Linked DNA regions of Homo sapiens: region 1 is linked to region 2. Evidence: chromatin loops called from intact Hi-C (ENCODE). Cell type or tissue: Caco-2. All regions are shown on one strand. Links, peaks and the distances in the headings refer to the core of each region. The heading gives the core; the rest is flanking DNA.

Region 1 (2,929 bases), core at 167-2,666, 130 kb after region 2:
TTAAATGGAAAATACTAGCCATATATGTAAGCTGCTTTTTAGATAGTTTAGCTCTTTTGTGTTTGTTAAACCTCCTAGTCCAGCGATGTTAGAAATTGAGTTTAAGGGAGTTTCAAGTGCTTAGTCCAAGATGAACACAGCTGGTTTGAGTAAAAGGTGGGACTGAGCCTTCTTACTGCATTTCCCCCACACTGATAAATATTTAATTATTTACTGATATAATCTTAAATCACTTGACTTGAGTCCCTAAGGTTCTGAATGCAACAGGCAGTCATACACTGTTTCCAAAGCTGGCAGTAGAATATTTCCTAAGTTTTATCTTAACTTAAGGAACTTTTATTGGGGGAGCAGCAAAAACTGAAACAAGATCCACACTGTTTTGCAGCTTGCAGCTCAGATATTTCTTTTTAAACATTGTTTAAAATTTAATTATATTTTATTTTTATTATACTTTAAATTCTGGGATACATGTGCAGAATGTGCAGGTTTGTTACACAGGTATACATGTGCCGTGGTGGTTTGCTGCCCCCATCAGCCCGTCATCTACATTAGATATTTCTCCCAATACTATCCCTCCCCTTTCCCCCCCACCCTCCGACAGGCCCTGGTGTGTGATGTTCCCCTCCCTGTGTCCATGTGTTCTCATTTTTCAGCTCCCACTTAGGAGAGAGAACATGCGGTGTTCTCAGATATTTCTTAACAGTGTTACACACCTATTTAGCTACTCCTTCTACCCCTACCAAGGGCTTATATTTACCCCACACTTCCATGCCTTTTGTAAAGACGTTTTTGTCATCCCTGTTGCATAACTTGAGCCTGATTAGGACAAGACTAAATTAAATTTTGTTCAGTATTGACTCTATAACTTGATTATATTCAAAGTCTCAAGGGACTAAAATAAAATCTGTAGAAGATAACCCTGCTGTTAATAAAAAGCCTCTTAGATGGCCTTTCCCTTTGAAGTGTAACTACCCAGATCCATTTTCAGATAAAGCTTCTCAGAAGGTTTTTTGGGAAAAAAAAATCAAAGTAACTTTGTTGGATGAAGCCTTGTTATGGTTTCCTCCTTTCACAAGACCCTGTTTCCAGTGCTTTAAAAGCCAGATTGATTTTTTTGAATAAATGTCATGGGAAATGTCATAACCATGAAAAAACCTTGCTTTTGATTTCAAAGCGCCAGGCCCTCTTGGTAGGAAAAACCAAAATTACACCCAATGTAAAGGCAAGAGAATGTAGGCTGTTACTTTGTTTTGGTTATTAACTAAAAAGGTGCAGCTGTTTTCTTTTTTCTCTCAAGTGTATCTAAAAATATAATCTCCAGGAATTTAATTAATGATTTCCAAATATATGTATGGTTTAATTCTTATTAAAATTGTCCATAAAGCTGTGCAGATAACTGTTTTCCTCCCACTCATGGTTAGAAGATTAGATTCTATTGGTTCTGAAAATTAGAACAACATTTTTTGGCTTATGAAGTAATGATGCTGATTTTATTACTGTTATATTTCACAACTTGAGTTTGGTGGATGAAAGCCTTATTCAGAAAACAAATTAATAAACTAAAAGAGTGATAGAATTTATCAATACTAAATGCTATGAGACAACACAAATAAGCCTCCTACTGACTTCTATTGACTTCAAATGTAAATTGTATAAATAAGGGCTATAAGATTAGATTAATGACAAAATTTTGCCAAATCCAAATGCAACTAAATCAGTGACCTGCCGCAAATGACTTAAATGGCCTTGACATCAATAAAGACTCCTGGCCATTTAATTTAACCGTTCTAAGAGAAAATGTTTTCAGAGGAATGGATGAACTAAAGGTTTATAAAGTTTGAAGTTTCCATTTAAAACGTATTTAAGTGATAATGTCATTGTATTTTTCATTTGCGGCATGGAGTTCAAGCTCCTAGATCAGAGATGCTGCTAATTAAAATAATCACTGTCAGTAGTCATTCAGAGTCTCATTCAGAGTTTAGCATCTTAAATTCCTTTTCTCTAAGGAATGACATATCTTATTTTTAAAGCTTTTTCCATCACATGGGGACTTTTGATGGCCTTGCTCACATGAAAGCCAGTTGATTATATGATGTTACTCAGGCACAAATGACTCAAACAAACTCATTAAAATTGCTAAACTGTGGTCTTGATGTTTAAAGACGCACAGGTCCAAGGAAGTATGTGGATCAAATAACTTCTTGAGGATAAATCTATTAGTTAGAGATTGAATTTTGTTACAAGAAACCAAAAGACAAAGCAAGGGCTTTCTTTTGTCTGATTCATCAAGAAATCCTGAGGTAGATAATTGCTGTTTCAGCAGCTCAAGGATGTCAAAGCTTAGGTTTCTGTGATTCTTTTAGCCTTTTCCTCATAACCACAAAATGACTGCTAGAGTTCCAGCCATGATATACAGAGTTAAGCAAGAAGGAAGGGCAAGGACTAAGGACAAAATGCAGAAGGGACAATCCAACAAAAAATGGAAAGCTTGCCCACTGAATTTCATTTACTTTCTTATTACCAAAATCATCCCCAACTTTAAGGCAATTACAAAATGTAGAGTTTTGCTTTGTTTGCTGTCCTTGACATTGTTGCTTCTAACAAAACTGATGTTCTGTCAGTGAGGAAGAAGGGAGAATGACTATTTGTAAGCAACATCAGGCTCTTCACAGAGGGATACCAGAGCAGTACTTGGGATTGTTCCCAGATTATGGTGGGGTCTCTAAATATTTCTTGAAGTAAGTTGGTTTATAGCGCATAGTCAACACTTTACCCAGTGTTAGTTATGTCAATGCTACCCTCTGGCTCATAAATACACTAGCTTCTTTACAGGAAAATGATACTACGATGAATTATTTAGGTGTGATATTATTTGGGTATGATAATGATATAAAGAAATTCTAAATGAATTTTTGGAGCCCAAAACATA
Region 2 (2,929 bases), core at 156-2,655:
ATATATATATATATATATATACTTTTAAAAATAAGCTATATATATATATACTTTTTAAAATAAGCTATATATATATATATATATATATATATATATATATATATATATGCTTTTATTGTTTAGGATTTCTAAACGTTTTAAGATTTTCCTTACTTTAATGGTCCTAACTAGTATTATATGAATTATAAAATTAAGTGTTTTAGAAATTACTAGATAATATGGGTTTTACTCATAAACTGAATAAAATGTGAAAGTAATTTTTGTAATATAATACTTGTCTTATGTACTAGATAACATCCTGAAGAGGTTTGTGGTGTCCTAGTGTAAAAGAAAAAAAAGCTAGACTGGGAGCCAGATTGATGTTTGGACTCTGTTGTGCAAGACACACATGACTTTAGAGAAATCTCTTGCATCTCTTTCTTCATCTCTAAAATAGGGATGATAGTACTTCTCATATGAAATTTCCAGGGTTGTTGTAGGTAATAAATTAGATATATGTCAGTTTTGGATACTTAAACATTTTCCAAATTTGGGAAAATGCAGTATGGTAGACTCGATTAGACAGTTACTCTGTTGGATCTCATAGTATAAAATGGAGAAAGATATTGAATAAGCAATCACAGAAATTAACATGTAATTTATGTTTTTTTTTTGTTTTTTTTTTTGAGAGAGAGCCTTGCTCCATTGCCTGGGCTGGAGTGCAATAGTACAATCACAGCTCACTGCAGCCTCAGATTCCTGGTTTCAAGTGAGCCTCCTTGCCTCAAGCCTCCTGAGTAGCCAGGACTACAAGTGCATGCCACCACACCCGGCTAAATCTTTTTTTTTATGTTTTTGTAGAGACAGGGTCTTGCTATGTTCTCCAGGCTGGTCTGGAACTTCTGGGCTCAAGTGATCCTCCCACCTTGGCCTCACAAAGTGCTGGGATTATAGTCATGAACCATCACACTTGGCCTAATTTGTGAATTTTCATGAATCCTGATTTATCTTTTAAAGATAAGGGGCTCACAGTAAGAAGGCAAGAAACAGATTTGAAAAGTTTCGTTTGGACTCTCATATGTTCTTGATGCCAAAGTGTGTAAACAGTTTATTATATCATTGTCAATACAGTATTTGTCACAATTGAACTTGGTGACATTTGTTTTTTTCTCTCATGTATTATATCTAATAACTGCTTTAGTAAAGTTACCAATCTATTCTTAAGTAAATATGGTACAAAGTGCATTAAGTGAAATAACAGCTACAAAGAGAATGCTAGGGATCTAAGCAAATAACCTCTTATGAAATATATAAGTATAGGATAGAATTCAAAAGCTTTGATGCTATTTTGTATAGAAGTTACAATTTGAAGATTTCAAACTATTTTTAAAATGTTGAACTGATAATTTTTGGGTGACTTGCCTGTCATCAATTTTGTAATTCAGTTGATAAAAACTAAGAAAAGGAAAACAGATTAAAGATATGGGGTGGTTAAAGAGGTTGTCTACACAACAAAATCTAAGATTTTATTTGTAATATTTAGGTTATTCTCTTGGTGATAAAGTGAAACTGTATTTTTCTGTTTTAAAAACATACCACTTCCACCACACAGTGGTGCTATAGTTCTGGCATATTTACATGTGATTTTATGTTTAATCCTCTTGATTAAAAACATCCTATTTTCCAAAGTCTTTTGTCTTACATTTGATTTGTTTGAATATTCACATTCCTTATTTCAGTTACATCAACTTTAATTTTCTTATGAAAGATAACTGCGGCTTTATACATTTATGCATAGGAACAATTTGTTTTCATCTCTCTTCTTGTTGAACAGATGTGCTAAAAGAAAAACTACATAAAAGAGGTGTTCGTATTTTGACTGGATTGGGAAAATATTTTCAACAGTTGGACAAGGAAGGAAATGGACTTTTAGATAAGGCAGATTTTAAGCAAGCTCTAAAAGTGTTTCACTTAGAAGTGTCTGAAAAGGTATGTGCTACAGAAAATTCTCTGCAGCAGATAATATGTTATTCTTAGGTGGCATTATTCACTGTTCTACTGAAATTTTAGTTTTCATTTATTTTCTCCTTCTCTATGCCCTTTATCAGTGTTAAGCTATCAGGTTACAAGCCCTGTTGGTTTTTAAAGTTTAAACATTGCTCCATCCTATATTTATAAAGAGCTTAATAACCAGGCATTGTGCTAAGCTCTGAGATAATACTCTGTACTGTCAAGATCACCATAATTGAAGGACAATGAACATAAAACAAAATATGTATTCAGTGGAGAATGTTGTTGGAACACCATGGGGTAGGTACCTGATTCCAAGACAGGTTGTGGGGAAGGAGAACAAAGATCATGGAAGGATGCCTGGAGGAGGATACATCTAAGCTGAGTTTTGAAGGTTGAGGAGGAATTAACCAGACGAGGGAGAAAAAGGAGTGTGAATCAGACAATGTGTATTTTATGAGAAGGAGACACATGTGAAAGCTTGGAGGGGAAGGGAGTGTGGCCTGTTTCTGACACTGCAAATGATTAATAATCTTCACATATACTGTTCCCTCCACTGTGAATAATCTTCTACTAGATCTTCACATACTGGGTTTTCTTAGTATTCAGGCCACAGCTTTCTCTGTCAAGAGCATTACCCTGACACTTCTGTCTAAAGGAGCACTCCCATCTGATCCTTGGTCCTTTCTATACCAATTTCTCATTTTATTTTTTTTCATGCCACTTTGTAAATATTTTCTGACTCTGCCTGCCAGTAGATCATTAAGTCTCATCAGGGTGGGGACCAGAGTGTTTTTGTGTTCCTGCTCTTTATTAACATCTGAAATAGAACCCAGCATATGGAAAGTTAAGTAGATAATGCATTAGTTTGAATGGATAAATTTATGGAAGGAAGGAAAAGAGAAGAATGGAGAGAAATGTCTGGTACATTAAAGTCTTG

What was found. Peaks named below come from ENCODE experiments on the same cell type or tissue, not always from the same donor. Only the 100,000 strongest peaks of a DNase experiment are listed, where the experiment ranks them.
Region 1: it touches region 2 in a loop (13-fold over the local background); 4 of 110 quality-filtered maps call a loop at or near these places.

What each region holds. Positions count from the first base shown.
Region 1 is chr12:75,156,784-75,159,712 of GRCh38, reverse strand. The region is part of intron 2 of KCNC2 (potassium voltage-gated channel subfamily C member 2); the gene reads left to right. Among named protein-coding and RNA genes, the nearest start is that of KCNC2, 52 kb to the left of the region's middle. In Caco-2, for the core only: no CTCF peak of the experiment used is centred there; no DNase peak of the experiment used is centred there.
Region 2 is chr12:75,288,660-75,291,588 of GRCh38, reverse strand. CAPS2 (calcyphosine 2) reads left to right here. Exons shown (of 17, transcript NM_001355024.4): 14 at 1,814-1,968. The region is part of intron 2 of CAPS2-AS1 (CAPS2 antisense RNA 1); the gene reads right to left. Among named protein-coding and RNA genes, the nearest start is that of CAPS2-AS1, 32 kb to the right of the region's middle. In Caco-2, for the core only: a CTCF peak has its summit at 1,613; no DNase peak of the experiment used is centred there.